Regions from separate parts of the Homo sapiens genome. Here all the other regions are linked to region 1. A link is an interaction called in ENCODE POLR2A ChIA-PET data of the cell type or tissue named here. Cell type or tissue: CD4-positive, alpha-beta T cell. All regions are shown on one strand. Region 1 overlaps SERINC5 (serine incorporator 5). Region 2 has its middle 15 kb from the start of SERINC5. Region 3 overlaps SERINC5 (serine incorporator 5). Region 4 overlaps SERINC5 (serine incorporator 5).

The links. Peaks named below come from ENCODE experiments on the same cell type or tissue, not always from the same donor. Only the 100,000 strongest peaks of a DNase experiment are listed, where the experiment ranks them.
Region 2: POLR2A ChIA-PET joins it to region 1 with 19 read pairs; 10 of 35 experiments call an interaction of 5 or more read pairs at or near these places.
Region 3: POLR2A ChIA-PET joins it to region 1 with 10 read pairs; 15 of 35 experiments call an interaction of 5 or more read pairs at or near these places.
Region 4: POLR2A ChIA-PET joins it to region 1 with 11 read pairs; 27 of 35 experiments call an interaction of 5 or more read pairs at or near these places.

What each region holds. Positions count from the first base shown.
Region 1 is chr5:80,187,400-80,195,399 of GRCh38, forward strand. All of the region lies in intron 2 of SERINC5 (serine incorporator 5), which reads right to left. Among named protein-coding and RNA genes, the nearest start is that of SERINC5, 65 kb to the right of the region's middle. RefSeq lists enhancers at 160-990, 4,366-4,937, 4,938-5,508, 6,081-6,651. In CD4-positive, alpha-beta T cell, no CTCF peak of the experiment used is centred here; DNase peaks (open chromatin) are centred at 4,742 and 5,222; H3K4me3 peaks cover 4,243 bases; H3K27ac peaks cover 7,840 bases.
Region 2 is chr5:80,266,934-80,274,933 of GRCh38, forward strand. No RefSeq gene overlaps it. Among named protein-coding and RNA genes, the nearest start is that of SERINC5, 15 kb to the left of the region's middle. RefSeq lists a silencer at 5,643-5,886. In CD4-positive, alpha-beta T cell, no CTCF peak of the experiment used is centred here; a DNase peak (open chromatin) is centred at 3,308; H3K27ac peaks cover 2,130 bases.
Region 3 is chr5:80,136,994-80,144,993 of GRCh38, forward strand. It overlaps SERINC5 (serine incorporator 5), which reads right to left. Exons shown (of 12, transcript NM_001174072.3): 12 at 1,734-6,817. The coding sequence ends at 6,670. Among named protein-coding and RNA genes, the nearest start is that of THBS4-AS1, 57 kb to the left of the region's middle. In CD4-positive, alpha-beta T cell, no CTCF peak of the experiment used is centred here; DNase peaks (open chromatin) are centred at 58, 4,338 and 5,698; H3K4me3 peaks cover 150 bases; H3K27ac peaks cover 5,872 bases.
Region 4 is chr5:80,243,834-80,251,833 of GRCh38, forward strand. The region is part of intron 1 of SERINC5 (serine incorporator 5); the gene reads right to left. Among named protein-coding and RNA genes, the nearest start is that of SERINC5, 8.2 kb to the right of the region's middle. RefSeq lists enhancers at 2,219-2,721, 3,437-3,731, 5,377-5,944. In CD4-positive, alpha-beta T cell, no CTCF peak of the experiment used is centred here; DNase peaks (open chromatin) are centred at 2,358 and 3,608; H3K4me3 peaks cover 997 bases; H3K27ac peaks cover 2,299 bases.

The DNA of each region.
Region 1 (8,000 bases):
CATCTTCAAACTTTCCAGGATAGTTTGTTTTTCTCCATGAAGTACTTCCAGGGTCCACCACACTGATGACTTCCTGTTATTGGTCAGTGGACAACAGCCATGAAATGGGAAACACTAAAATCAGCTTCCCTCTTTCCTTACACAGCCTCTTGGCAACCAAAGCTCATTTCTCAGTAAGTGATTGCCTTTGAGGCCCTTTGGGGGATCTGGGGCTATTTAATAAACAATAACAACAACCAGTACTGGCTTCTCTTTTCTTTGGGTTATCTGAGCATTTTTAATAGAAAAATCTACATTGTATCATTATTAAAAGCCAAAAGATGAATGAAAATTAATCTCAAAAAGCATGCAAAGACTGAGAATGCGAGTTCACAGCTCCTCCTCCACCATGAATATTTTGTCAGAATCAAACAGTCACAGATAGGATTAAGCAGCCAGAAAGCAACTCTAAGCAAACCGTTATACAATAAGCTCCAAAGGAGACAACTCCCAGAAGACTGACTAATTAATTACTATGGGAAGAAGGGCTCCTCCACAGATGCAGAACAGGATTCAACTCATTTCAATCTCCATTGAGAGAATTAGGTAAAACTGAAGGCAGAAGGCTGGGTGCGGTGGCTCACGCCCATAATCCTAGCACTTTGGGAGGCCGAGGCAGGTGGATCATGAGGTCAGGAGTTCGAGACCAGCCTGGCCAAGATGGTGAAACCCCGTCTCTGCTAAAAAATACAAAAATTAGCCAGGTGCATGGCGGGCACCTGTAATCCCAGCTACTCGGGAGGCTGAGACAGGAGAATCGCTTGAACCCGGGAGGCGGGGTTTGCAGTGCGCTGAGATCCCACCACTGCACTCTAGCCTGGGCGACAGAGCAAGACTCCGTCTCAAAAAAAAAAAAAAAAAAAAAAATCTAACTGCAAAGGATTATTCTCAATTTTATTTGCACTTATATAAGCAAAACAATTATATATTTTACTGCCAAAATGTGTAAATTACAATAAAAATACAAATAACCCAGTGTCCTTGCCCATCAATGCCTCAATTCTAACTTGATTGCTTCCCTAGAGGTGCCACTGTCCCCAGGTGTGAGTGGATCTTTCTAGACCCTTTGCTGTGCCATTATTCTACATTCATTATGTCTTGGAGGTTGCTGTATGTTTAACAGATAAATCTATTTGCATCTTCTTACATACTACATAGAATTCTAGGCTGGGCCCAGTGGCCCACACCTGTAATCTGAGCACTTTGAGAGGCCAAGGCAGGAGGATCACTTGAGCCCCGGAGTTCAAGACCAGCCTGGGCAGCACAGTGAGAGACCCCGTCTCTACAAAAAGTAAAAAAATTGGCCAGGCATAGTGGTGCACGCCTGTAGTCCCAGTTACTCAGGAGGCTGGGGTAGGAGCATCTCTTGAGCCCAAGAGTTTAGGAGACTGAGGTGGGAGGATCACTTCAGCCCAGAAGGTTGAGGCTGCAGTGAGCCATGATCGCGCCACTGCACTGCAGCCTAGCCAACACAGCAAAACCCTGTCTCAGAAAAATAGATAAAAATTTAGAATTCTACAATCTGATTGACTCTAATTTAGTTTGTTATCCTGCTGATAGGCATTTAGTTTTTTTCTGATTTTTTCTCACTATTATAAATAATGTACAATGGATATCATCCTTATTATGTGTATCTCTCTGTTCACATGTAAAGTGTTGAGAAGGACAGAAGCTAAAGTCAGCTTTATGACAGAAGTCATAAAGTTAGTACATTTAAAATTTGAACGGATACTGCCAAACTCTCCATAAGAAGGGTTTTGGAAACTCTGGAATTAGGGGTAATAGAGCAGAAGAGAGGAGGAGTGGAGGTGCCGGCAAGAGAGGCAGAGCTGGGGACACACCATCTCTCAGCCAGGTACTCCTGTGCTGCCCCGGCAAGGTCAACATGTCAATCTTCCAGATTCCTGAGGGCCTTTGTAAGCAATGCCCCTACAACCAAAGCCGGGAAGAGAGTGAATAGGACCCTCTGAGCCAAAGACACAAATCTATTTCTAACTCAAGACAACTTAAAACCACAGCTACGGAGGTCTGAACTTTCGTTTCGGCTAGAAAATACGGCTATGGCCCCACACAGAATACAGGGTCTAACAGAAGACACTGTGCTGCCCTGAGGTGAACACGGCTGATGGAAAGATATCTCTTGAACATAGAAATGTGAAATTTCTATAAAGAGAGGACTAAATGCTGAAACATGCAGGTCTTTCTATTCTAACCATTTAGAGAAAACACATGCTTATAGTCTAAGTGAGCCTCAAATCTGCTAGTTTCTTTTTTTTTCTTTTCTTTTAATAGAGAAGGGGTCTTGCTCTGTCCCTCAGGCTGGAGTGCAGTGGCACAATCATAGCTCACTGCAGCCTCAAACTCCTAGACGCAAGCCATCCTCCCACTTCAGCCTTCCCAGAAGCTGGGACTAGAGGTGCATGCCAACACATCCGCTACTTTTTTACTTTTTGTAGAGACAGGGTTTTAACTATGTTGCACAGGCTGGTCTCAAATTCCTGGCCTCACAAGATCCTCCCACTGCAGCATCCCCACACTGCTGGGATTATAGGTGGGAGCCACCTCACTCAGCCAAAATTAGCTTGCTTTCTTCTTAAATGTGTGGACCTGAACGCAGTGGTAATACATTATTTGCAAGTTCAACTATTTACATAACTGTCTCCCGTACTTTTTTTTTTTTTTTTTTTTTTTGAGACAGGGTCTCACTCAGTCACCCAGGCTAGAGTGCAATGGCACAATCTCGGCTCACTGCAACCTCCACCTCCCTGGCTCAAGCAATCCTCCCATCTCAGCCTCCTGGAGCAGCTAGGACTACAGGTGCACACCATGACACCTGACTAATTTTTGTATTTTTTGTAGAGACGGGGTTTCGTCATGTTGCCCAGGCTGGTCTCGAACTCTTGGCTCAAGTGATCCTCCCATCTTGGTCTGCCAAAGTGCTGGGATTACAGACATGAGCATATAATTTGTAAAAATCCAGTGAATTTAGAGTTTGCATGTATAATCTTCATTCCGTACTATATGTTACATGACATACACATGTATTACAGCCTAGAGTTTGAGCATCCACGCACTCATTCCCAACTACTATGTGCAGGTATTGCTCTAAACTAGGGGGATACGAGCTGTGAATAAAACAGTTTAAAAGTTCATGCTAAAAAGAGCTAACGTTCTACTAGTGAAATGCTGTATGCACAAAACTATGCTCTACTTGATGGATATTTGAAGTATTTTCATGGTTAATTCGGACTAGTCATGATGTTTGCCTTAGGCAGGACATTAGGACCTAATGTTCCCCAAAAGATAGGACTCTACACCAAACCTATAACCTCAAGATTTGAGAGCCCCATTACCTGTTCCCCAGTTCTAGTGATGGGAACCAGTACATGGCAGACATTTAAGTTTCCGGCCCCAGCATCTTTCTTATATCAGACCTGGAATTGAATGATGGTGCCCAGCAGCTGGGGAACTAGGGTGCCCAGACCCTCATTTTCTCCAACCCCACTTCTTCCTGGATCACCAAATGCTTGGTTTGGATTGTTAAAGTTTAGGAGAGGCCATTGTTTTTGACTCCTGCACTAGGCCCCAGCAGACCAGACCGAACCAAAATGAAGCCACTTGTACTAAGTGCCACTGAATTTGGGGGCCAGTTTTCTTTAAAAACAAAAACCAAAAAAAAAAACCACTGAAAGATTCTAGTCAATGTGAGTCTGCCTAATAAGGAAATCCTCTGTTTTAACCTTTTGTTCTGTTTCTGCTTTTTTTCAAGCCTTTTCTGCCTATAAAGACACCCTCCTCTGCTCAGCTAACTGGAACAGTCGTTCTACTTCACATTCTAGAATCACAAATAAAATCCAATTCAACTTTCCAACTAAATTTGTAATTTCGTCCTTTGACAGAATATATAAAAAGATGACTGGCTGGGCACAGTGGCTTACACCTATAATCCCAGCACTTTGGAAGGCTGAGGCAGGAGGATCGTTGCTTTGAGCCTAGGAGTTTGAGACCAGCCTGGGCAACATAGGGAGACTCCATCTCTACAAAAAAAAAAAAAAAAGAAAAAAAAAAAAGAAAAATTAGCCAGGCATCGTGGTGCACATCTATGGTCCCGGTTACTCAGCAGGCTGAAGCAGGGAATCACTTGAGCCCCAGAGGTTAAGCCTGCAGTGAGCCATGATCGTGCCACCACATTCCAGCCTGGGCAACAGGGCAAGGCCCTGTCTCTAAAAAAAAAAAAAGAAAGAAAAAAAAAAAGACTTTTTTTTTTTTAACTTGTAAACAATTTGCCATTTATTCCAAAATGCCATATAGACATAATTACTATTAAACATGTCATACTAATTTATTGCCACATTATTCTTACCTAGTCTACCCACTATGTGGTTCATACAGCCTAGTCAGTTACCTGCAACTTAAGCAAGAACTCTGGTACTCTGAGCACAATGTTCAGGTCACTGACGTTTCCCTTTTGAGAGAGATGGGAGAATAACTGCACATAACGCATATAAGACCATGGAGGGTCTAACACAGGAGTCAGCCAACGACAGCCAGTGGGTCAAATCCAGCTAGCCTCCTAGTTTTATTGGAACATAGCCACACTGGTTGGCTGGCCATGCCATTGGCTGGCATATTGTTTTGGCTGCTTTTGCACTACAAAGGCGAGAGCTGCTACAGAGACCACAGGGCCTCCAGTGTGTACTAGCTGGCTCTTTGTAAGAAAAGTCTGCCCCACCCCTGCGCTACTAGGAAGAATAGATGAGGAGTTGTGGCTAACTGTTAACTGCCTAAGTACAAATGCACATTTCAAAAGCAAGTGACAACTGGTGATAACTTACTCTACAAATCAAGAGCCAAAAGAGCAGCTCCTTTGGGCTGCGGTCCAGCTGTCCCAACCCTCCGCTCCTGCCTTCTCCCATGAGACTCTTCCCTTCCTCAGGGCTGTCCTCAAATGGAACTTGGGCCTTAAGTGAATCAAACTGTGTATCTCCCATATGTCATTTTTTTTTTTTTAGCAGAAAATAAAGTACCTTAATTTATCCACCCACAGAAAGTTTTTCAGATGGGGTGGGAAGGAATGGAGAGAGAATGTGTCTATGAGCTTCCAGCGCTCATCTCTGCGGCTCAGAAGCCATCAATAGCTCGAACAGAAAACGTCCTCACATCTGTCACACAAACACACCCCATGGAACCAAAAATAAACCCCACACTGATGAAAGCCAGCATGTCGAAAGATAATTTTAGATCTATTTGAAGACTGCAGAGACTGTCTCGCTGAAATTTTAAAACCACACCACCAGAATACCCAACCCCTTATGATTATGCTCAGCCCTGATGAGGAGGCAAAAACACTTCATTCCATTTTATAAACCTCCCAGGCACCTCAGCTCTGTCTCTAGAATGGGGAGAGAGCATTCCTGAGTTACCACGTGACTCCGAAGGTCAGCCGAGTCACATCTGAGCCAACACCACTGTCCAATATTCACTAATGGAGTTCACATATTTTTAGCTTTCAGACATACACAGTCTAGCATCACAGGCTCCTTCCAGACACACTTGCCAAACTGCTCTCTTTTCCCCTACCTGAGGGCCAGCTCTATGGGGACAATAACTGTGTGTTACTCAGTGTCTCTGAAATCCCCAGCACCTTTCAGAGTGCTCGCCACTTGCATCTGAAAGAATGACAGCTAGGCAATTTTTTAAACTTTTGAAGAATGAGCTCGGATTACAGTTTAATCAAGTCACAGAATCATCCTATTAAATTTCTATGCAGAGTAAGTATCAAGATTCAGCCATTCACAATATCTATGCATTGTTTCCTGTTCCCATCGCTCTGAGGCTACTTTTTCTTCCATTCTTCGTTGTGCCATTTCTCTGTTCTCTCCAGCCCCATGTTTATGATGGCTGACAATGCTCATTTCCAAAGCTTTTGTCTGTTCTATTTATCTGCAGGCTACTCCGAGGCCCTGTCTGTGGACAGTTGCTTAACAGACGCTTTAGATGACTACAGAAAAAAACGTGTTAGGAAAACTTTCATTCTCACATCTTATCATTCTCTCTCGTCCATAGCCAGACCAATCCTAAAAGAGATCCAGCTGACACCTGGTGCTCCCGCAAACGTGCAGGTAATGGATCCTCACAGACCAAGGACAGTATGTATTGTTTCCAATTTCCTGCCTCCTGGCAAGCTCATTATTACTGGACCAGGATCAAACCTCTTTGTCCTTGGTTCAGGCTCAAAAAAAGACTCTCAGCAGAATATCCATTAGTTCAAATTGCTGCCTCCAGTACAAAACGATTTCCCACCACTACTTCCCGACATCCACTTGTATGGGGAAGGATAAGGCCCAGCAATGACAGCTGAGGCATAGGAGGGTACAGGGACTCCTTGCTTTCTCTCACATGTTATCTCCGGATGAAATTTAGACCAAAAGATAAAACCGTTTGGAAACATATGTCTCCAGAGTCATCCTAACTTGGAGGGGAGGGAACTCAGAGGATTTAAGAGGCAAAACCTCAAAGCCAGCTCCCCAGAGGAAAATTCTAAAAGGTCATGGTGAGAATTTTCCCTCAGTTCTACAATGGGCTTGAGGTTCGATGGTCCCAACCCACTTTTAATCTCAAAAACTTCCTCCTTGATAACTTGACACATAAGGTACAACAGTACCATGAACTCAGTTGCTACGCAGAAAGAGAACTTTTGAAAAGCACTCCATCTCAGCTGGATTTTAAAAAAGCATTCCAGAATCAAAGAACTGGGTCAGCAATATTTTCTTGTTATTGTTAATTTGACACTTGTTCTGACACAAAAGCATATAAGCGGAGAATGGAGAGAGTTCTACTTGAGGCTTCAATGTGCCTATGCCAGCCCCTGATGCAGGTCTCAGGTACAGTGTGCTCTGAACATTCAACCAGTAAATATCAAAGGAAAATCAAGAGCCAGACTCTCCAGCTTCAGCATGAAGACCTGTCATTTTACATTGGGACAAACTGCACAGTATTTTGGATCAAAGCGGAATATTTTTCACTGATGATGTTTGTTTTAAAAAGATGGTTATACCAAACACAACCTGAAAACAAGTTCTATTTTACATGTAAAGCCACTGAATAAATAAATACTAGTTTTGTGGCTACCTCTGTTTTCTACTTCAGAATAACAGTCATCCCTTGAGCTCAGCTTTTGGTCATCACAACAGGAAGCAGGCAGATGGGAAATGTAACTAAGCTAAGATCGCTGCTGAGGGCCCCAGGCAGCGCTATTTCCAAAAGTAATACTTCTTACCACTGGGCCCAGAAGAAAGTCTAGAAAGCGGAGGAAGGATATGCTTGATAAAAGGCATTTAACTGTGACTTCTGTGAATATCTGACCAACAAGCAAACCTAGTTGCACAAACAGGAGATGCACTGGCCAGGCGACCAGCAGCCCTGGGTTCTAATCCCAGATATACCTGGTGTCTCAGTTCTGACAAGCCACTTCACTTCCTGGGCCACAGCTCCTCACCTGTCAAACGACAGGTTTGTTAAGATGACCACTTAGGACTTTTCTGCTTTTAAAAATTCTTAACAATGGGCCAGGTGTGGTGGCTCACACCTGTAATCCCAGCACTTTGGGAGGCGGAGGCAGGTGGATCACCTGAGGTCAGGAGTTCGAGACCAGCCTGACCAACATTGAGAAACCCTTTCTCTACTAAAAATACAAAATTAGCCGAGTGTGATGGTGCATGCCTGTAATCCCAGCTACTCGGGAGGCTGAGGCAGGAGAATCCCTTGAACCTGGGAGGCAGAGGTTGTGGTGAGCCAAGATCATGCCATTGCACTCCAGCCTGGGCAACAAGAGTGAAACTCTGTCGCAAAAAAAAAAAAAAAATTCTAACAATGTATTCAAATTATATCCTAAGCAATATATCAATGTAACAAAATTACACTTGTACCCCCATAAATTTATACAAATTTTAAAAATAAAT
Region 2 (8,000 bases), 80 kb after region 1:
TTTTAGGGGAGCTGCTTAAGGAAACAAGAGAAATCCTTTTGTACTTCTCATCAGTTAGTTTGTAAGTGTGGAAAGCTAATGATTCTTCAGCACTGTAATGGTGCTTTAAAAGTTTTAAATGGTGCTTTTAAAGTTTTAAAAATGGTGCTTTAAAAGCACTGTAATGGTGCTTAGCGGATCATGAGATCAGGAGTTCGAGACCAGCCTGGCCAACATAGTGAAACCCCGTCTCTACTAAAAATACAAAACAAAAATTAGCCAGGCATGGTGGCGGGCGCCTGTAGTCCCAGCTGCTTGGGAGGCTGAGGCAGGAGAATCGCTTGAACCCGGAAGGCGGAGGTTGCAGTGAGCCAAGATCGTGACACTGCACTCCAGCCTGGGCGACAGAGTGAGACTGTCTCAAAAAAAAAAAACAAAAAAAACAGTTTTGCCTTAGTATCTTAAAGATTCTCCCCTTAATGCCTTTCACATTAATAATTTGCATGGCAAGTTCTTTGAGTGTAGATAGTACAAAGGAAAATCTCCTTTACACACCCCAGGGAACCCAAATTCCAAATTAATGAAGACAGTAGAGAGTTGCTCAACAGGTTTTGCAGCCCCGTTCAATCTTTCTGGGAACAAATTAATTTTTTTTTTTTTTTTTTGTGACACAGTCTCGCCCTTTCGCCCAGGCCAGAGTGCAGTGGTGCGATCTCGGCTCACTGCAAGCTCTGCCTCCTGGGTTCACGCCAGTCTCCTGCCTCAACCTCCCGAGTAGCTGGGACTACAGACGCCCACGACAGCGCCCGGCTAATTTTTTGTATTTTTAATAGAGACGGGGTTTCACCGTGTTAACCAGGATGGTCTCGATTTCCTGACCTTGTGATCCGCCCGCCTCGGCCTCCCAAAGTGCTGGGATTACAGGCGTGAGCCACCACGCCCGGCCACAAATTAATTTTTTAAGTCCTCTTAGATTAGGAGACTACTCTTGATATATTTTTGTAAGTTGAATCAGGTACACTCAGATTTTGAGTTATAATCCTTTGTGTGAAGGCAACTGGACTCGGCACAGTGGCTCACGCGTGTATCCCAGCACTTTGGGAGGCCGAGGTAGGATGATGGCTTGAGCTCAGGAGTTCCAGACCAGCCTGGGCAACATAGTGAGACCTTGTCTGTCTCTACAAAAAAATTTAAAAATTAGAGTGTGGTGGTGCATGCCTGTAGTCTCAGCTATGCAGGAGGCTGAGGCAGGAATATCGCTTGAGCTCACAGGAGGCTTGAACTCACAGGAGGCGGCAGTGAGCTAGGATCATGCCACTACCCTTCAATCTGGGTGACAGAGAGATACCCTGTCTCAAAATATATAATATATATTATATATTTTTCATATATATGAAAACTATTTAGAGAGGCTTTGCCTCCTTAAGTAAAATACATAATAATCTTTGAATTTTTTTTAAAGTCTCCATTTTCTTCACTTAGAAATAAATATTTGTGTAAATTATTATAGTCACTATTCAACTTTATTATAAAATTTAAAAAACATTTCTGGGCCGGGCGCAGTGGCTCATGCCTGTAATCCCAGCACTTTGGGAGGCCGAGGCGGGCGGATCACGAGGTCAGGAAATCGAGACCGCCCTAGCTAATACGGTGAAACCCCGTCTCTACCAAAAAATACAAAAAATTAGCCGGGCGTGGTGGCGGGTGCCTGTAGTCCCAGCTACTCGGGAGGCTGAGGCAGGAGAATGGCGTGAACCCAGGAGGCGGAGGTTGCAGTGAGCCGAGTTCACGCCACTGCACTCCAGCCTGGGCGACAGAGCGAGACTCCGTCTCAAAAAAAACCCAAAAACCATTTCTGAACAGAGCTCATTCCTGTGATTCTGAATACCATGGAAAATTATTCTGGCTTCTTTGGTTTTAAAATCAATTCAAAAAACTTTCCACATCCTGATTTCAAGTAAACACATTCAGCTATGTTTGAGGCTGAGAGGGGAAAGAAAAAAACACACAAAGGCGAGACAAGTCTCTCTTTTCAGTTTTCTTGGTTAATCCATTCTAATTAATTTCCTGAGAGGAAGTACAAGAGGTAAGCCCATTTCTTCAAATAACAGCACTGTGTGTTGACTTATCTTTTTAACGTGTATTTAAAGAGAGGACTCCTGTCAGTTTCTTTTAAATTCACTTTATAAGATGCATACTTTGAAGTAAACTCTCTTTGGAGGTGCTTGGTTTTAAAATAACCACCGCCAGCTAACTGCCTGTGCAACCATATAGTTCCATGAAAATCAACAAAAGGCCTTCATTGCGGGTTTCACTTGGAAGATGTTTACATTGTTCTATGAAGGTTAGAAAGGCGGAAGGAGCTCCCTGAGGTTTCACAGGAAGACAGTCCAGCCTATTTATTCATAATGGGATTTCAGTTACAGAACATTTAGATTCAACAGAAGGAGAATTTTAAATGGCTGAGAGAAGATGATAAGAAAATGTTCATAAACCATTTCATTTTGTTTCCCTCTTTAATGAAAAGGGAGAAAACACTCAATGAAGAAAGTTAATGACTCTGAAGTCCAAATGAGAAGTTTAGAAACAACTTCTTGAAAAAAAAGAAAAAGTATGCATTTATTGAATGACATTACTCAATCAATAATTTTGGATATTTTCTTTTTGTGTTTTTTTTTTCCATGCTAATTCTACAAACTGAAGGCAAGAATAAATGTTGTTTTTTTTAACCCCCCAAGACGGAGTCTTGCTCTATCACCCGGGCTGGAGTGGTGCAGTGGCATGATCTCTGCTCACTGCAACCTTCGCTTCCCGGGTTCAAGCGATTCTCCTGTCTCAGCCTCCCGAGTAGCTGGGATTACAGGCGCCTGCCACTGCGCCCGGCTAATTTTTGTATTTTTAGTAGAGACGGGGTTTCACCATGTTGGCCAGGCTGGTCTCAAACTCCTGACCTCGTGATCCGCCCGCCTCAGCCTCCGAAAGTGCTGGGATTACAGGCATGAGCCACTGTGCTGGGCCAAGAAAATGTTCTTATGCCTTTGCTTTATTTAAAAGAAGCAGACTGGCCGGGTGCAATGGCCCACACCTGTACTCCCAGCACGTTGGGAGGCCGAGGTGGGGGGGCGGATCACCTGAGGTCAGGAGTTCAAGACCAGCTTAGCCAACATAGTAAAACCTCGTCTCTACTAAAATACAAAAATTGGCTGGGCTTGGTGGTGCACGCGCCTGTAACCCCAGCTACTCAGGTGGCTGAGGCAGGAGACTTGCTTGAACCTGGGAGGTGGAGGTTGCAGTGAACTGACATTGTGCCACTGAACTCCAGCCTGGGCAACAGAGCGGAAACTCTGTCTCAAAAACAAGAACAACAAAAAAACCACAGTAGACTTCCATTCCATCTTCAGACTATATTTCTAAAGAAGGAAATGGTGTCCTAAGCACGTTCATTTATGGTCTACCACTCAAAATATGAAATTCAACATAGGTGTATGTGACTTGAGCCACAGTAATCTGAGGAAGGCAACAGGCATCAAATTTTGCTTGCTGGGACATGGGACCAATTAGTGGAAAACACAGAGTTAAAGCCACATTGTAGACTTGAAAGTGGAAGGGTAAAAATAAGAGAAGGAAGAAAGCAAAAGGCTGGCCACTGAGCAGAGAAAAGGCTCAACTGGATTCTCTCTCAAAAACTTTAGGTAGCAATTTATGAAAATTGCTGTTGTCAGCCTCCAGATTTACCATCTAGCTCCTAAAAAGCTACTGGCGATGACTTCACACCCTTATCAAGGAGATAACTTTGAGAGGTTTCTCATTTAGAAGTATAAGATTTCAACCAGGCATGGTGACTCATGCCTGTAATCCCAGCACTTTGGGAGGCTGAGGAGGGTGGATCACTTGAGGCCAGGAGTTCAAGACCAGCCTGTCCAACATAGTGAAACCCCATCTCCACTAAAAATACAAAAATTAGCTAGGCATGATGGCACATACCTGTAATCTCAGCTCAGCTACTCGGGAGGCTGAGGCAAAGGAATTGCTTGAACCCAGGAGGCGGGGGGTTGTAGTGGGCTGAGATGTGCCACTACACTCCAGCCTGGGCGACAGAGCAAGACTCTGTCTCAAAAAAAAAGGGTACAAGGTTTCCTGGTACTATTATTTTCAAATGCCTTTGGAACACAAGGGCTTTTGAAAAAACAGGAGACAGGTCGGGCGTGGTGGCTCACTTCTGTAATCCCAACACTTTGGGAGGCTAAGGTGGGCAGATTACCCAAGGTCAGGTGAGACCAGCCTGGCCAACATGGTGAAACCCTGTCTCTACTAAAAATTCAAAAATTAGCTGAGCATGACGACGGGTGCCTGGGAGGCTGAAGCAGGAGAATCACTTGAACGCAGGAGGCAGAGTTTGCAGTGAGCCAAGATTGCGCCACTGCACTCCAGCCTGGGCAAGAGAGCAAGACTCCATCTCAAAAAAAAAAAAAAGGAAAAAATAGGAGACAGAGTAGAATGTCTTACCTGCCACCCTAAGAATAAGCATAAGGTTCTTTGCTTGGCAGGAAAAAAATACCAGTAGACGTTGTAAAGCCTCTTCGTGTTGATGTCTTTAAGAATGTCAAATGCTTGCAGCCTCTGCCTATGCGCTCAGTGCAGCCAGAAGCTGGTGGTCAGCCTGGCTGGAGCAGCTGTACAATAGGTGATGTTTGCCTCCATCTTCCCTTTAAGCTCTGCTCCATGGGAACCCTCAAGAGGAGACTACCTTAACCTAATCCAAGGAGTTCTCCATCTCTGGCAACATTCACACAGGAAGTACCTGCAGGCAAACAGGTATTTGAACATTTGTTCAGAGCTATCAAAATTTTAGGATGTAAACCCCTGTGACCCCTGTGTACCATAGTTGACATTGGGGGCCTCTGATTGCGGGGAAGAGCCTGAACCAAGAACCACTATCTCTTGTGTAATAGGATGCCAGGGCAAGGGAATCCCATCATGACCCACTTATTTCCAAACTTGTATGTTTGGAAACATTTGGAGCCTTATCTCTGCTCTTAAGTCCAATGCAGGGCAAGATTCACAAGGGCACTTCAGGAGGACAGCTCACACAGTTAGTCTCGCCTTATATTTTTGTTCTGGTGAAATAATTTTAAAACAAAGGAGCCGGGCATGGTAGCTCACGCCTGTAATCCAGCACTTTGGGAAGCTGAGGCGGGCAGATCACCTGAGGTCAGGAGTTCGAGACCAGCCTGACCAACATGGTGAAACCCCGTCTCTACTAAAAATACAAAAAAAATTAGCCGGGCATGGTGGCGCATGCCTGTAGTCCCAGCTACTCAGGACGCTGAGGTAGGAGAATCACTTGAGCCCGGGAGGCGGAGGTTGTAGTGAGCTGAAATCATGCCACTGCACTCCAGCCTGGGCAACAGAGCGAAACTCTGTCTCAAAAACAAAAAACAAAACACAAAACAAAACAAAAACAGACCGGGTGCAGTGGCTCACGCCTGTAATCCCAGCACTTTGGGAGGCCGGGGCAGGCTGATCACTTGAGGTCAGGAGTTTGAGACCAGCCTGGTCAACATGGTGAAACCCCATCTCTACTTAAAATACAAAAATTAGCTGGGCGTGGTGGCGTGTGCTGTAATCCCTGCTACTCTGGAGGCTGAGGCAGGAGAATTGCTTGAACTCGGGAGGCGGAGGTTGCAGTGAGCCAATATTGTAACACTGCACTCCAGCCTGGGCCACAGAGTGAGAGTGTCTCAGAAACAAAAAAAAACAACAACAACAACAAAAAACAAAAACCAAGAGGATTGGGGTTTTGAAATGGCAGGCTGTGTAATCCCAGCACATTCAGAGGCCAAGGTGGGAAGATTCCTTGAGGCCAGCAGTTCAAGACCAGCCTAGGCAACATAATGAGACTCTATCTCTTCAAAAAATAAAAATAAAAAAAATTAACCAGGCATGGTGGCATGTGCCTGTAGTCCTAGTTACTCAGGAAGCCAAGTTGGGAGGATGGTTTGAACCTAGGAGAGAGCTATGATTGTGCCACTGCACTCCAGCCTGGGTGACAGAGTGAGACACTGTCTCAAAAAAAAAAAAAAAAAAAAAAGCAAACTGAATGACAACTTTTATCTCCCCTCTTTCTCAGATCTATACTTATTCTTTTAAGCGGTGGCGAAGGAATAAAAGGAACAAGTTCCCCACAGTAAAATAAATGGGAGTGGTGAGAGACATCAAGTAAATGATATGGAATAAATATTTTTTAAATGATGTAACTGTATTGCTGAGCTAGCCAAAGTGAAATCACAATGATAAGCCATTTTACATCTACTAGATTGTAAAAATCAAAAATACAATTACAAGTGTTGAAAATGTTGGAAAATGCTTAAAAGAGTCCTGATGTAGCCAGGTGTGGTGGCTCATGCCCGTAATCCCAGCACTTTGGGAGGCTGAGGTTAGGTGGATCACCTGAGGTCAGGAGTTCAAGACCAGCCTGGCCAACATGGTGAAACCCCAACTCTACTAAAACTACAAAAATCAGCCTGGTGTGGTAGCACACACCTGTAATCCCAGCTGTTTGGGAGGCTGAGGTAGGAGAATTGGCTTGAACCTGGGAGGCAGAGGTTATAGTGAGTCAAGATCACGCCACTGCACTGCAGCCTGGGCCACAGAGTGAGACTCCCATCTCAAAAGAAAAAAAAAATCCTGATGTATAGTAAGTTTTATATAACTTTTTGCTATTATTATTATCATCATTGTAGTATTACTACTAATGTAAACACTGCTAATCTTTGGTCAGTTATATATGTCTTTTCCTAGTGTGTGGCTACTGTCTTTATAGTATTTAGTTGGTTTTTAAAAAATTTGTTAGAGAGGTAGGGAATCTCGCTATGTTGCCTAGGCTGGATTCGAACTTATGGGCTCAAGCCATCCTCCCTCTGTGGTCTTCCACCTCAGTCTCCTGTAGCTGGGACTTCAGGCACATGCCACCTATAGTGTTTTTTGATTATGAGAAATTCTTCACTTTTTCTTTTTTCTTTTTCTTTTTCTTTTTTTTTTTTTTTTTGAGACGGAGTCTCGCTCTGTCACCCAGGCTGGAGTGCAATGGCACGGTCTCAGCTCACTGCAACCCCCACCCCCCGGGTTCAAGTGATTCTCCTGCCTCAGTCTCCCGAGTAGCTGGGATTACAGGTGCCCACCACCACGCCTGGCTAATTTTTGTATTTTTAGTAGAGACGGGGTTTCGCTATGTTGGCCAGGCTGGTCTCGAACTCCTGACCTCAAGTGATCCGCCCACCTCGGTGTCCCAAAGTGCTGTGATTACAAGCATGAGCCACCGCACCTGGCCGAGAAATTATTCACTTTAATGTAGAAGATTCCTTTTGTCTTAAGAAATCCTTCCCTAAATAAAGTTGTAGAGAGATATTCTCCTGCATGAGAATAAAGATATTCCTCATGTATATATTTTTAAAATTATATAGTGTTGCTTTCAGTGTTTATCTTCTGTGATTTACTTTTGTGTATAGGTTTAGGTAGGGATCTAATTTTCTCCCAGTGTGGCCAGCCAATTGTTCCTGTACCTATTATTAAATATACTTTCCCTGTTCATCTGCAATGCTAAGTCATGAATCAAGTTTCTATATATGCATGGGTCTGTTTCCTGGGCTCTTTATTACATTTTATTTGTCTATTTATCTATCCCTGCACCTATATATACTATATAATTTTATTTTATTTTTATTTTTTTAAGATGGAGTCTCACTCTGTCAGCCAAGCTAGAGTGCAGTGGCACAATCTCGGCTCACTGCAACCTCCCCCTCCCAGGTTCAAGCAATTCTCCTGCCTCAGCCTCCTGAGTAGCTGGGACTATAGGCACACACTATTACACCCGGCTAATTTTTGTATTTTTAGTAGAGACAGGGTTTCACTATGTTGGCCATGACGATCTCAATCTCTTGACCTTGTGATCTGCCCGCCTCAGCATCCCAAAGTCCTGGGATTACAGGCATGAGCCACTGCGCCTGGCCATACTATTTTAT
Region 3 (8,000 bases), 50 kb before region 1:
AGGCATTGTGACATGCGCCTGTAACCCCAGCTACTCATGAGGCTGAGGTGGGAGAATCACCTGAACCTGGAGGCTGACAGAGGTTGCAGTGAGCTGACATCGTGCCACTGCACTCCAGCTGGGGTGGCAGACTGAGACCCTGTCTCAAAAAAAAAAAAAAAAAAAAAAAACAAAAAAAACACCTAAAAACCTGAAAGTAGAAATACCATATGATCCAGCAATCCCACTAATGGGTATATACCCAAAGGGAATGACATCAGTATGTCAAAGAGATATCCATACCCCTATGTTCACTGTAGCATTATTCATAATGGCCAAGATATAGAATCAGCCCGAGTGTCCACAAATGAATATAAAGAATATGTGGCCAGGCACAGTGGCTCACACCTGTAATCCCAGCACTTTGGGAGGCCAAGACAGGCGGATCATGAGGTCAGGAGTTCGAGACCAGCCTGGCCAACATGGTGAAACCCCGTCTCTACTAAAAATACAAAAATTAGCCAGGTGTGGTGGCGGCCACCTGTAGTCCCAGCTGCTACTCGGGAGGCTGAGGCAGGAAAATTGCCTTGAACCTGGGAGGCAGAGGTTGCAGTGAGCCGAGATCATGCCACTGCACTCCAGCTTGGGCGACCAAGCAAGACTCTAACTCAAAAAAAAAAAAAAGTGAGCTGGGCGCAGTGGCTCACGTCTGTAATCCCAGCACTTTGGGAGGCTGAGGCAGGATGATTGCTTGAGGTCGGGAGTTTAAGACCAACCCGTGCAACATAGTGAGACCCTATCTGTATAAAAAATACAAAAATTAGCCAGGCTTGGTGTTGTAGCCTGTGGTCCCAGCTGCTCGGGAGGCTGAGGCAGGAGGATTGCTTGAGTCCAAGAAGTCAAGGCCAAAATAAGCCATGATGTCACTGTACTCCAGCCTGGGTGACAGAGTGAGACTCTGTCTCAAAAAAAGGAAAAGTGGTATATATACACAATAAAAAATTCAGCCTCAAAAAGAAGGAACTCCTGCAATATGCAACAATTTGGAGGAACCTAGAAGACACGGTTAAGTAAAATAAGCCAGGCACAAAAAGACAAATGCTTCATGATCTTACTGATCCATGAAATCTTAAAAAGTCAAACTTCCTAAGTTTGACTTAAGAGATGCAGAGTGTAAAGGTGGTTACTAGGGGCTGGAGGTGGGGGACTGGGCGAGGGGGGAGTTCAGGGTGATGTTGGTCAAAGAACACAAAATATCAGCCAGAAGTTCAGGAGATCTACTGTGTAACACGGTGACTAGAGTTAGGAACCTGGCACTGTACCTTAAAAATTCTGAGAGTAGGCCGGGCACGGTGGCTCACGTCTGTAATCCCAGCACTTTGGGAGGCTGAGGTGGGCAGATCACCTGTAGTCAGGAGTTCAAGACCAGCCTGGCCAACATGGCAAAACCCCATCTCTACTAAAAATACAAAAATTACCTGGGCATGATAGCACATGCCTGTAATCCCAGCTACTCGGGAGGTTGAGGCAAGAGAATCGCTTGAGCCTGGGAGGCGGTGGTTGCAGTGAGCCGAGATCGCGCCACTGTACCCCAGCCTGGGTGACAGAGCAAGACTCTGTCTCCAAAAAAACAGAAAAAAAAAATTACTGTGAGTAGATTTTAAATGTTCTCAGCACAAAAACATGAGGTAATGCATATGCTAATTAGCATGATTTGGCTATTCCTGAATATATACATATTTCAAAACATCATGTTGCACACCACAGATATATATCTTTTATTTGTCAATTAAAGGATCAGCATAGACTCCATGAAACTTGAGAGACCTGATTAACATCTGAAGGCAACATCTCTGCAAAACAACTAACTTGAGTACTTTAATTATATATGTATCTAGCAGAAGAGAAAAAAACAACACAGTTTTAATTTTAAATTTTATTAAAGTACAGAGTTAACAAGTTTTGAGTTTTTTATATAGGAAAAGCCTAGTCAATTCAGATGCTTTCTAGAAAAATTAACATTAAAAAACAAATAGAAATCCATGACTAAAGGGGGAAAATAACTTTCAAAAGTTACCAAAATTCGAATCATATCAGAGACCATTATAAATTTCAAACAGTAGATTTACCACACATATTGCATTTTCAAATTCTAATGTAGCAAAACGTAACCACATAATTTGGCTACAGCTAATCGTTTCAGAAAAGTTTAAAAAATTAGCAAAGTTATATCTATAAAACTTTTGTAGTTTTCTTTTTGCAAAGTAAAAAGGCTTAAATCTTTAATAAAGGAAAACAAAACAATCCTCTTAAATTTCTTATAAATAGCTCTCCAGACATATATTACAAATCTGCTGTAAGCTTTCTTTACCTGAGAGAACTTCCCAGGATCCTTTATCCCAAAGGATTACCTTAAAGAGTTCTTCCATCATTTTACTCATGTGAATATGATTAAACTCCTATAGAAGTGGATTGGGACATATGCATTCTTAATCTGCCCTTCCCCATTTGTTTCTTTCTGAAAGGATTTTGCTTAAGGAAAAAAAAAGCTCTTTGGTAAAGGCCAAATATTTCAACCTTTCAAAATGACTGCCTCTGTGAAAGAGTTGTTGAGAAAGAAGAAAAGAGAGAGAGAGAGAAAGGTCTAAACATCTGTGTGAACAGCTCTCCAGTACTGTGAAGTCAAAGGCCCAACATTACAGAGCGCACCTCTGCCTGAAATACAAAACTAAGTTAACTAGCAAGTTACAGGAAATAGCCTTCAGTAAATTCCACAAGCCAAGTGGCTACTGCATTGTCCCTGAAGAAGGAGGGCCCAGTGTTCTTTCTGGGTGTGTAAGGTCTTACTTAGTTCAAGGTTTGTCCCTTCTTAGTTGTAGGTTGGGCCCTCTTTCGTTTCCAAGAGGTATAGGACACTAGAGTACACCAAATGAGATACTATTTGGAAAGGCAATAAAGGGAGTGTAAAAGCCTAGGTAGCTTAAATACAGGCTCTGGAATTTCCTTCGCAGGAAGGTGAAGCACCAATGATGGCAAAAATTAAATAAATACATCATCTTAAAAAGGCAGAGGGTAGGCTGCGTGCAGTGGTTTACGCCTATAATCCCAGCACTTTGGGAAGCCAAGGCGGGCACATTGCTTGAGCTCAGGAGTTTGAGACCAGCCTGGACAACCCCATCTCTACAAAAAAATAAAAATCGGCCAGGTGTGATGGGGCAAACCTGTGGTCTCAGCTACTTGGGAGGTGGTCCTTGAGCCCAGGAGGTCAAGCCTGCCATGAGTCAAGATCATGTCACTGCACTCCAGCGTGGCTGACAGAGTGAGCCCGTCTCCAAAAAAAAAAAAAAAAAAAAAAAAAAAGGCTTAGGGTGACAATTTTGACATGGGGACAGGAAATTAACATTACACTGAGGTTATTCATAATAAAGGATCTTCTGAGGAATCGGAAATAAACAATGTTGTATGGAAACAGAACCCCAAAACCCCAATAACTCCACCCTCCCCACAACCCACCCCCACTCTATCTCCCCTTCAAAGAGGCTCCAAATACCTCTGGCAAATAATTTCTTTTTCAGACAAAATGAAGAACCTTTTTGCCCAAGAAACTGTGGGCAAAAATAAAACTAACCAATCAGTATTTAAAAAGCTAGACACAGTAAAGACGTGGTTGGGTTTCTGAAGGCTTATAATGGAAATAGTCTCTAGTCTCCAGTCAGGTAACATGCCGCGGTATGACACTCCCATAAGAACCCCCACCCCCCTGCCACCCACTTAGTGTTTTTACTCATAAAAATGAGGGGAAAACTTTTCTACATCAGACAAATCACACAGAGGAAATATTCACATGCAGCTTTAAAAAAGTCCTCTTCAACTGTCATCCCTAAATGTGTCTGACCAGCAGCTTCTGGGAATATACTCTTTAGGTCATGTACAAAAAGGTGTAGGAAGCAAATGTCTATTATTTTTAAAAGATATCAGTGAGTTAATCAAATTAACACCGTTGTTATAGGAACTCAAAGCCATTGGCACAATGTTTCCAGTTTCTCAAATCACAATTGCACAAAACTGTAGATTCTTTAAATCCAGGAATGTTGACTCCTCACCTGAGTATTGTATATCACAATTAATAACCATTAACATTAACTCTGCATTGATAGTCCCTCAATCCTCAGATACATCCACATCTGTTTTGTTCATCCAGATACACGTGCTAACATTTTCAGCTGAGAATAAAATTCAGAGCAACTGTAACTCTTCCTCTTGCATCAGACCAACCGGCAGAAGGGAACGGGATGTCACAAACCAGACTCACGCATCTGGAAAACGTTGTGTGGCTGGGCTGGCTCCAGAAGGAAGCGACGAGGGCCTTCTACCGGCCACACTCCCTTGCTTGGGCTTCCCTAAGCTGCTTTCTGCAGAGGAAAGGGCCAATCACGGCCAGCCAAGGAATACAAGGCCTTGTCAGCTGGACCTTGACTGCGCGTAAGGTCAGTTTCTCAAATCACACCAGCTGGCAGCCAGACCCAGCCGAGAGGACAAAGCAAGGGCTCTGCTAGACCTCAGCAGGAGGAAAACAATGAAACTAGTCACAATACTGCCCAGGCTCTTTACCTGCTTCCCCTCAGGGTGTTTCCTAAAGACAACCCCCAAGGCCCTAGGCCACTGCAACACAGCTACTGTGTGTGACACGCAGCCCCACTCCCTGAGCCCATTCCTGGCCCACGGAACTCCTGTCCCCTAACTGATTCCTCAGGTTAGAACACGGCTTTTCATTTTGCGACTCCAGATGAATCTTTTAACTGCTGAGTACAGAGCTCCTGCCCTAAAAAAGGAAATTTAATGGAATTTACAAAACAAGGCTCTCTAAACCACACACACAGATGGAGTGCCTTTTGAAACTGAATCTCAAACACTCTAAGTAGGGAAAGTTCTAAAGGAATTCATCCCCTGTAATTTGTTTCCCCATGGGTTTTCTTGGGAGAAGGGCAAAGGAATGAATAGAAAGAATTTCACTAATTTCACCCACCAGCATTTTGGCACACAGAAGCCCAGCTTAGGTGGCACTCAATTCTGCCCAACTCATACAGTAGGGCACAGAAAAAAATGACTAGGCTGAGCCTTTTATTCTTAGATCCTCACTTACAGAGAGCTCGAGAAGATTCTTTCCACCCCGAATGAAATTCTAACAGGAGTTTCCACCAAGTAAACCTTTTCCCTGCCTGAATACATCAACACTGAAAATAGGCATCATCTTGGGTAGCTGCCGAAAGTCACGTTTCTGTATTACTTTGCAAGTACGTATTTTGGAAATTCCTGTGCAGCGTGATCTCGGCTCACTGCAACCTCCGCCTCCCGGGTTCAAGTGATTCTCATGCCTCAGCCTTCGAGTAGCTGGCATTACAGGCACACGCTACCATGCCCGGCTAATTTTTCTATTTTTAATAGAGACAGGGTTTCACCATGTTAGCCAGGCTGGTCTTGCAACTCCTGACCTCAAGTGATCCGCCTGCCTCTGCGCACCTCTTTTTAAGTATATTCGGCCACTTCCACACATTGCCTAACAAGCTTCTTCTGGTCAGTGTGTCTGAGATCCTCACCTCAGAAATTCTCACATTAGCAAACCTACTCCAAGGATGCCAGCATGAACCTGAACGGTATGGTCACGTTACAGATCCAGAACACAAAACGACTTCCGCTTTTACAGTTTCAAAGGCCTCAAGGTGGAGAAAAAACTGAGGGGCTGACCTCAACAACTGAAAGAGCAGTGCATGCAGCAGGCTTCAACACGAAGCAGCTTTTCAGTTAAGGTCCTAAAAGTATTATCATTATCAACAGCACAAACAAGTAAGAATGATAGCCCTCCATTGCTTAGGCAGAGAAAACATGAATCTTGTTCTATAATCATGTGAATAACACCATAAATAAGCGCCGTACTTATTGCAGTAACTCGGATCAGGTAGTGATAATAAGGTGGGGAACCACCTGGGGGGTGATCAGACAAATTGTGCTTTTTCACATTATTACAAAGATGTGGGACCCAGAAAAGATGAGACCTCGGGGAAGGGTGCAGGCAGAGAGTGAAGTCTGTGATTCCCAGCATCACAACCTCAAAGGGAAACGTTTAGGGGCCGTGAAGAGGCAGCACTGAGGGTGCAGTTGAAAAGCAGGTGCCTCCTCTTGGACCCTATAAATACCAGGGGCCCTGCAGGCTGAGTCCTGTCCTCAAAGCCCCCTGGGGACAAGGCTCTAAGAGGCGGAAGTGAGTGAGAGGGGTCTGGATTCTGTTAGGCGCTGGGGACTCAAGATTTTGGCATGTTTTTCTATTCCGAGGATGAGAATGACTGGCCCCACAAGATATTTTTATCCCTGTGAAAAGATGCTGTGCCCCAAATTCTGTTTTGGCAAAAACATGCAGAAGGAAGTCAACATAACTGGTATCCAGTTCCTAGGGGTAAGATATTTCAACCATGATCAGTTTGGTTGAAAATTTCAATTCCTTTGGGACAAACTGGTAGTTTCTTTTTGAATTTCAAAAGTAAAAAGCTAATCAGGAGATTTTTTTTTTTCTCTCTCAAAGCTTTTTCAGACCCACTCAGGCACAGGGCGCCAGTCCCTGCCCCGGGGACACTGTTCAAAAGATGGCACTTTCCAGGCTGTAGGCCCACAAAGCCCAGGGGACCGCCGATATCATCACACAGAGAACTCCCGGGTGGGGCAGCAGAGGGGAGCGACCAGCGTACACAGGTACAACAGCACGCATATCCAGCAGGAGGCCATCTTGACCCAGAAGATGGACCAGCTCCCGCTGAAGAAGCTCTCGATGTTGGCACTTTCGTAGCTGTGGAAACAAGACACCTAGCCGCGGTCAAAGCAGGAATATATTGAGATACAATTCACTAATTCACATCCATTTATAATGTATAATTCAACGGCTTTCAATGTATTCATACACAGACTTGTGCTACCATCAACACTACCCATTTCCAAACATTCTCATCACCCCCAAAAGAAATCATGCACCCCTTAGGTGCTCTCCCCTTCCCCATGGCCCCCTCAGCCCACCCCCCGCATTCACCAATCTACTTTCTGCCTCTATGAATTTGCCTATTCTGGACAGTTGATATAAAAGGAATCACATGGTCTCTTGTGTGTGGCTTTTTTGCCTGGCATACAATTTCCAAGGCTCAGCCACGCGGCAGCATGTGTCAGTCCTTCATTCCTTTTTACTGCTAAATAGTATCTTATTGTATGGATAGAGCACATTTTGTTTAGGCAGTCACCAGCTGATGGTCATTTGGGATGTTTCCCCTTTTTGATTATCACCAATGATGCTTGTATGAACACCGCTGTGTAAGTTTTGTGGACCTAGTTTTCTTTTTGTCTTAGGTATACGCTCAGGAGTAGTGGAAGAGCTGGATTACATTGTAACTCAATGTTTAATTGTTTAAGGAGATGCCAAACTCTTTTCCAAAGCAGATTTCACATTCAAACCAGCAATGTAAGAGGGTTCCAATTTCTCCACTTCCTCGACATTTGTTATTATCTGCCTTTTTAATTATAGCCTTCTCCATCTTTTCTTAAGCTTTCCAAGCCAAAAATTCCCAGGAGTTCCCAAAGCATCACTGGGAAGCATTAAAGCTCCCTTCTCCTCTCCTCCTTCAGGAAGAATCTCTCCAATCACTGTGCTTGAAACCACCACTCCCACCACCCCTACCCCAATTCCCTCTCCTAATTTTATTTTTCTCCCCAATACTCATCACCATCTAACACACCATATTTGACTTGCGTCATAGTCTGTCTCTCCTGCTGGACTATAAATCCTGCCTCATAGAACCGTGTGGCACATAGGAGCCACTTGCACATCTGTTGAATGAATGATAAAAGGAAGCACAATGAGCCTACATGTCTAAGCTTAACTTAGTGGTCAAAAAAATTATGATACAACCAAAGCTGTGGACCTGTAGAAAAAGTATGAACCTCTGTGTAGTGCCAGGGAAGGCCAGGTCAATCATGTACTGCCA
Region 4 (8,000 bases), 56 kb after region 1:
AGACTTGCCTCTACAGAATTTTTCAAAGAACTGAATCCCAGTTGATGAGATTCCACAAACTTTCATAGAAAAAGTAGACGGTGGGGGAGCACAGAAAGTGGGGGATTTCTCTGAAGAAAAAAGGGGATGGAGGGCTACCCTTGGACTCGATTTTGGCAGAACTTAAAGAATAGTTAAACTTCAGCATCCTGCAATTTGGGGGCAGGAAGCTGTTTTCCTACTACCATCCTTTTAGGCCCAGCCCAGACCTCTTTAGGCTCTTAATCTGTGCTTCCTTTTATCTTAAAAGATAATAACCTCCCCTCCCTGGCTTCAGTTCCTCAGCTCCCCAGCATTTCTCTACCTTCTGCTGCCTGGAAACTGAGGCTGCCAAAACCCCCAAGCACTTTTTTTTTTTTTTGAGATGGGGTCTCGTTCTGTCACCCAGGCTGGAGTGCAATGGCACGATCTCGGCTCACTGCAACCTCTGCCTCTCAGGTTTAAGCGATTCTCCAGCCTCAACCTCCTGAGTAGCTGGGATTACAGATGTCTGCCACCAGGCCTGGCTAATTTTTGTATTTTTAGTAGAGATGGGGTTTTACCACGTTGGTCAAGCTGGTCTCAAACTCCTGACCTCAAGTGATACGCTGCCTCAGCCCCCCAAAGTGCTGGGATTACAGACAGGAGCCACCACACCTGGCCTTACTCTTTTTTTTATTTTTGGAAACATGGTCTCGGCCGGGCACAGTGGCTCACGTCTGTAATCCCAGCACTTTGGGAGGCTGAGGCGGGTTGATCAGGAGTTCGAGATCAGCCTGACCAACATGAAGGAACCCCATCTCTACTAAAAAATACAAAAATTAGCCGGGCCTAGTGGCATGCGCCCGTAATCCCAGCTACTCGGGAGGCTGAGGCAGGAGAAACGCTTGAACCCAGAAGGCAGAGGTTGCAGTGAGCTGAGATCGTGCCATTGCACTCCAGCCTGGGTGACAAAGCGAGACTCCGTCTCAAAAAAACAAAAACAAACAAAAAAAGAAACATGGTCTCACTCTGCCGCCCAAGCTGGAGTGTCGCAGATCAAAACTCATCCAGCCTCGACCTCCTGGGCTCAAGCGATCCTCCCACCTCAGCCTCCAGACAAGCCAGCACTCTCAAAAAATCCACAGGCACTGATCTTCGATCTTCCTCTCTCACTTGACTTCAAGTTGTCGTCTGACCAGGCCAGTTGGCTCCACACCTCTCCCCACCCTCCAGGCAGGCTCTACCTTCACTTAATTTCCTTTATTTCCCTGTTGGCTACAGGGAATGTGTGCCTTTTGAATTGGAGATGTTTCTCAAGGTTCCAAGGTTAGGCTTTCCTTCTCGTACTACAGCTGTTTTTTCCTGAGGTGAGATTTCCTTGAGAAGCTGAGAAATGATGGGGACTTTCTTCTTGGAAAAGTGTTCAGGACATAAACAACACAACTGTGTGTGCAACTGCAGGATTGCATGGATCTCTAGAGCCCATTCAGGAAAGAGGACCCACTCTCCCCGTGCTCCCCTGCATGGGCTCATCCACTTCTGGGGGCAAATGTCCCTGCCAAGGGACCCCCAGCTTCTACTCCTTTTCCAAAAGATAAAAGGTGCAAAGCTGAGGCAAACAAACCCTCAATCCAGTCTGTGAAGAAGCACTGGCCCAGGCACAGTCTCATAGGCTAGCAAATTCAGCATCTATTCACAAGTCACTCCCAAGCACAAGCAGGGCTAGCTACATACAGCCTCTGAACTTCATTATTCTAGGCACCCAGTGAATATTTATTTTTTTTTATTTTTTATTTTTTGAGACTGAGTCTCACTCTGTTGCCCAGGCTGGAGTGCAATGGCATGATCTCAGCTCACTACAACCTCAGCCTCCCATGTTCATGCAATTCTCGTGCCTCAGCCTCCTGAGTATCTGGGATTACAGGCATGTGCTATCATGCCTGGCTAATTTTTGTATTTTTAGTAGAGACGGGGCTTCACCATGTTGGCCAGGCTGGTGTCCAACTCCTGACCTCAGGTGATCCACCCGCCTCAGCCCCAAAAAATGCTGGGATTACAGGTGTGAGCCACCACACCTGGCCCCAGAGAATATTTATCAATTGACATTTTACTTTAGGGATTGTCAGCTCTTTAAAAAAAAAAAAAAAAAAAAAAGAGTAACAGCTAACAAAATAAGTCCAACAAAGTCCTAGAGTCCTTAGGGATAAGGCTAGCAAAGCTAAAGAAAAATTACCACTATAGAATCCTATTAGAGCAAACAGTTTCATTACTATGGAAACAAAATACTGCCATTGTTTCTGAGAATGGCAGTGGAGGAGATCAATGAGCATGGAATCAAGAACAAAAGACTGAATTCCTCCCTAGTTGGGGTGAACCACACTCACCAAGGATCAAAGCATTAGGAAATCAGCCCTCCATTAAATTGCTGAGACATAATGTGAGTGCAAAAACAAAACAAAACAAAACAAAAAAATGGAAAAGGCATTCCACAAAGACCTCATGAATTTTGTTTCAAAATGCACTTAGCTAGTTTATAAAAAAATGATACTTAAACACAAGTCTGATTTTCCCATCTTCGCTAGTTATCTTTTCATAAATAAGATTTAAGGGGTTATGCATGTGTTTTTCCTACTTTTGTTTTGACTACACAGTTTTCATGAGAGAGTGAAAATGCTGTCTAATCACTATATACTGTAACCTTACTTCAAAAACCCACAAATTGTTTCAAAATTTACTCTCTGATAAAAACCCACTAAGTCTTTCCACAACAGCTGCTTTCCTTAAACATCAGCAATTTTAATCTCACAAGGCAAACTACGGAAGAAAAGCCAAAAGTAAAATCCTGCTTCCCTTTAAAATTCAAACAGATGTTCTGTGTAATCACACCAACTCAGTATTTGAATTTCCTACTGCCCTATACTGACTCTCAGATTAAGTTCTAAAATGTTTTGAAATATCATTAATATATAAGCTAGAAGAATATGGGGATATTCTCACTGTAAATGTTTTAAAATACATTTTAAGCAGGGCAGCAAAGGTTTACTCTGGGCTACTTGGGATGCCTAATATTTGGGAACAATCACAGTGATTTAGAGAGGTAACTTGATTGATACTGTTCTCAGGATCCAATCATAACCCTAAATTCAACTGCAAACAGCAATATGTAAAATTCACCAACAATGCGGCTTGACTCAGAACACTAAGAAAACACTGGGTCTTTACAATTAGGCAGGTATGGCCACTTAAAGTACTAAAAATAGCTTGGTCAAAGAATTACATCCAATGGCTAGTTCTGTAGACATATCAGCTTATATGAAGACTTCCTTTTTAACATCAAGTTATCACAGATGATCTGGCCACATACTGCTCTGAAATAAAAGTAGACAATGCCATAATTACTGCAGTGCCCTTTCTGAGGCTCTAACTGGTGACTACATTAAAATACCTGGAAAACTGGAAAGTAAAGCTTCCGTGTCTCATAGTCACTCCCAGATACTCAGTATCTGTGGGAAATCTACAGCCTCTATACAGAAAACGAGGGCGGAAAGCAAGCAATGGGGAAGGGGGTGTTACCTTTTATTTAATTAGCACAGAGAGATGAGTCAGAGGCTGCCTTCCACGCCTACAGACTGGCCTCTCCTCAACCGTGCCTACAAAGTCAGACTTGCTGCAGTCCAAAGCTATTTGTCAGCTGGACAGGTCAGCTACAGAGCTGCCCAAGAAAACATATTTGAATGAGCAACCATCAAGCAACTCTCCAACTAAGAGTGCAACCTTCACTCTCCATACTGTTCAAGGTAAGTGACAGAGGATTACCTGACAACCTGAATTTAGCTACACTACACAAAGACACTCCTAAGCCACCCTTCCTGTATCAGCTCACCAGTGAGCTATACAGAGTAGTCCCTCCTTACCCAAGGAGGATGTGTTCCAAGATCCCCAGTGGATGCCTGAAAGTGTGGATAGTACCCAACCCCATATATACTGTGTTTTTTCCTGTATATACATACCTATGAGAAAGTTTTGTTGTTTAAGACAGGGTCTCACTCTGTCACCCAGGCTGGAGTGCAGTGACACAACCATGGCTCACTGCAGCCTCGACCTCCCTGGGCTCAGGTGATCCTCCCACCTCAGCCTCCCAAGTAGCTGGGACTATATAGGCACACACACCACCATGCCCTGGCTAATTTTTGTTTTTTGTAGAGACAGGGTTTCTCCATGTTGCCCAGGCTGGTCTCTAACTCCTGGGCTCAAGTGATCCACCCACCTCAGCCTCTGAAAGTGCTGGGATTACAGGCATGAGCCACCTTGCCTGGCCTCATGATGAAGTTTAATTTCTAAATTAGGCACAGTTAAGAGATTAACAACAATAAGAAATAATAAAATCAAACTCTTATGACACTATGCCAACATCACTACTCTTGCGCTTTGGGGCCACTAAGTCAAATATAGGTGACTTGAACGACTTGAACACAAAGACTGCAATTCTGCGACAGTGGATCTGATAACCGAGATGGCTCCTAAGTGACTAAGGGGTGAGGAGCATAGGTAGACAGCTAGACAGCATGGAGATGCTGGCCAGAATTGATTCACATCCCGGTGGGATGGAGTGAGGTTTCATCACACTATTCAGAACAGGGCATAATTTAAACCTGTGAATTGTTTATTTCTGGAATTTTCCACTTAATATTTTCATACCCCAATAGACCTCAGGTAACTGAAACCACAGAAAGCAAAACTGCAAGTAAAGGGGTACTACCGTATTTAGCCAACATCAACCAAAACACCACCTTGACAGAACAATTATAGGGCACTTTACTGCATTGTGCCCACATCTTTATAAAGATGAACAGGAAAATAAAAGTGCCAGTGCTAGTGATAAGAAACACAGGCCTCAATGTTAATGCAGTGGAAGCAAAGATGGCCACCATCATACAGCAGGAAAACAGTGACTCAACCACCATTTGGACAGACGTTATCTGTGAAAGTAATTGTAAAAAGAAAAGGTCAAAGTTAAAGAAAATGTTGAAAATGACAGAAATATATTGTCAATGATGCCATCTAACAGAGATGAAATTAGGGATTTTTTTTCATTACTTTTGTCCTTTTGGGAATAGAAACACACCCAAACCTCTTAATGCAAAAGCTCATTAAGTGACTTTCACACATTCAACATTAACACCTCTGAAGAAACCATCAGGCCGGGTACGGTGGCTCACGCCTGTAATCCCAGCACTTTGGGAGGCCAAGGCGGGTGGATCACGAGGTCAGGAGATCGAGACCATCCTGACTAACATGGTGAAACCCCGTCTCTACTAAAAATACAAAAAAATTAGCCGGGCGTGGTGATGGGTGCCTGTAGTCCCAGCTACTCGGGAGGCTGAGGCGGGAGAATGGTGTGAACCTGGGAGGCGGAGCTTGCAGTGAGCCGAGATCGCACCACTGCACTCCAGCCTGGGCAACACAGCGAGACTCTGTCTCCAAAAAAAAAAAGAAACCATCAAGTTTGAAGGTAGAAGACTATCTACATATGAATGTAAACCCAGAAAACATTAACAGCTACAATAAGTGGTGGGTGCATGTTAAAAAAAACTTTATCAGTCACCTCATAATTATGCAAAAAGAGTGGGATCAAATACAGCACTTCCAACAAAATCCCAACTTTGCAAAGTAAAATTATAAATATCGGCCGGGCACAGTGGCTCAGTCCTGTAATACCAGCACTTTGGGAGGCTGAGGCGGGCAGATCACCTGAGATCAGGAGTTCAAGACCAGCCTAGCCAACATGGGGAAACCCCATCTCTACTAAAAACACAAAATTAGCTGGGCGTGGTGGCGGGCACCTGTAATCCCAGCTACTCAGGAGACTGAGGCAGGAGAACTGCTTGAACCTGGGAGGCGGAGGTTGCAGTGAGCCAAGATCACGCCATTGCACTCCAGCCTCGGCAACAAGAGCGAAAACTCTGTCTCAAAAATAAAAAAAAATAAAATAATAAATATTAAATATAAGTAACTGACTATAAAGCATCAAAATGTGGTTCTCTCTGGGTAATGATATGTGTGATTTCCCTCTGTTTCACAAATACTTCCCACATTGTTCAAAAAAGTATCATCATGGAAATAATGAATTTTTGTAATTGGATCCCTTCCAGTGGAAGCACCATGTAATATAATGAGGACCTAACATTTCCAATCACTATAAACAAAGAGCAATAGGGAACAAGAGTTCTGTAACCAAAAGAGCTCAACAGGGGGTTCAGCTAGGTCACAATAAGTGCTCTGCTTATAAGAAGAGAGGAAACATCCTTGCAGTAGCCAGGATTTAATTCCAATGCATCAGATGACCCAGTACTAAGTGGTGCAATCAAGTCCACGAAGCAGAAATTCTGTGAGGACTCTCAAAACAAGAGAAAGATCATTACTGAGGAAACATTAATTGAGCTGGGACCTCAAAGTAGAGATTTGGGTTTTACAGTGAAGAAGGAAGGACATTTTGGGGGAAACATCATCATTATTATTATTTTTTGAAACGGAGTCTCGCTGTCTTGCCCAAGCTGGAGTGAAGTGCCATGATCTTGGCTCACAGCAACTTCAGCCTCCCAGGTTCAAGCGACTCTCCTGCCTCAGCCTCCTGAGTAGCTGGGATTACAGGCATATGCCATCACGCCCAGTTAATTTTTATATTTTTAGTAGAGACAGGGTTTCGCCATGTTGGCCAGGCTGGTCTCGAACTCCGCCCACCTGAGCCTCCCAAAGTGCTGGGATTATAGGCGTGAGCCACCATGCCCGGCCTGGAATCATCATTATTGTATGTGGTGTGTAATTTATTTTTTAAATAAGTCTTCTTCATGGACTCTGTGTATGTGGGTGTGTGTTTTAAGCTGCATTATAGGGGCATCAGTTGCCCTGATAAGACCCCTATTCCAGCAAACATTTAATCAAAGGCCACACAGCTGGCCTAATTGCATTTACAGCGACCAACCCTTTGTAACTTTTCACTTTCCTGACTCTTGAGCCACCGCTCACTCCCCTCCTTACTCCCTTATGCTCACTTTAAAAGGCCTAGTCACCTCTGCACAAAATCGAATGGAGCTCAGCTCTTTCCCCTACAGTCAATAGTTACTGAATAAACGTGTTTTTACTGCTTTAACTAATGTCCCGCTTTGTTTATCTTTGATGATGGATAGTTCCTGGTGGCATTCAAGGCTTTGTTAATTAACATAACGGACATCAGAAATGAGTTTTACTAGCCTGGGCAGCAAAGCCAGACCCAGTCTCTACAAAAATTTTTAAAAACTGGCCAGGCATGGTAGAACGCACCTGTAGTCCCAGCTACTTGGGAGGCTGAAGCAGAAAGATTGCTTGACCCCAGGAGTTGGAGGCTGCAGTGAGCTATGATTGAGCCACTGCAATCCAGCCTGGGCAAGAGCTAGATCCCATCTTTAAATACATACATGCATACATACATACATACATACATACATACATACATACATACATACATGGGTTTTCATTGAGGAAAATCTTGGTGATCTAGAAATAGGATCTGGCTGGAAATACCTGGGCCTGGGCATTCCTGCCTTGCATAAACTGGCTATAAAGATAGAGTGAATAGGGCCGGCGCAGTAGCTCATGCCTGTAATCCCAGCACTTTGGGAGGCAGAGGCGGGCGGGTCACCTGAGGTCAGGAGTTCGAGACCAGCCTGGCCAAGATGACAAAACCCCATCTCTACTGAAAATGCAAAAATTAGCCAGATGTAGTGGCAAGTGCCTGTAATCCCAGCTATTCAGGAGGCTGAGGCAGGAGAATCGCTTGGACCCGGGAGGCGGAGGTTGCAGGGAGCCAAGATTGCGCCACTGCACTCCAGCCTGGGTGACAGAATGAGACGCTGTCTCAAAAAAAAAAAAAAAAAGACAGAGTGAACCTTTACTCAGAATGGCAACCACAGGCTTGATCCTCCTGGTGCAATAGTCTTGGCTGCCCACCAACCAGACATTAG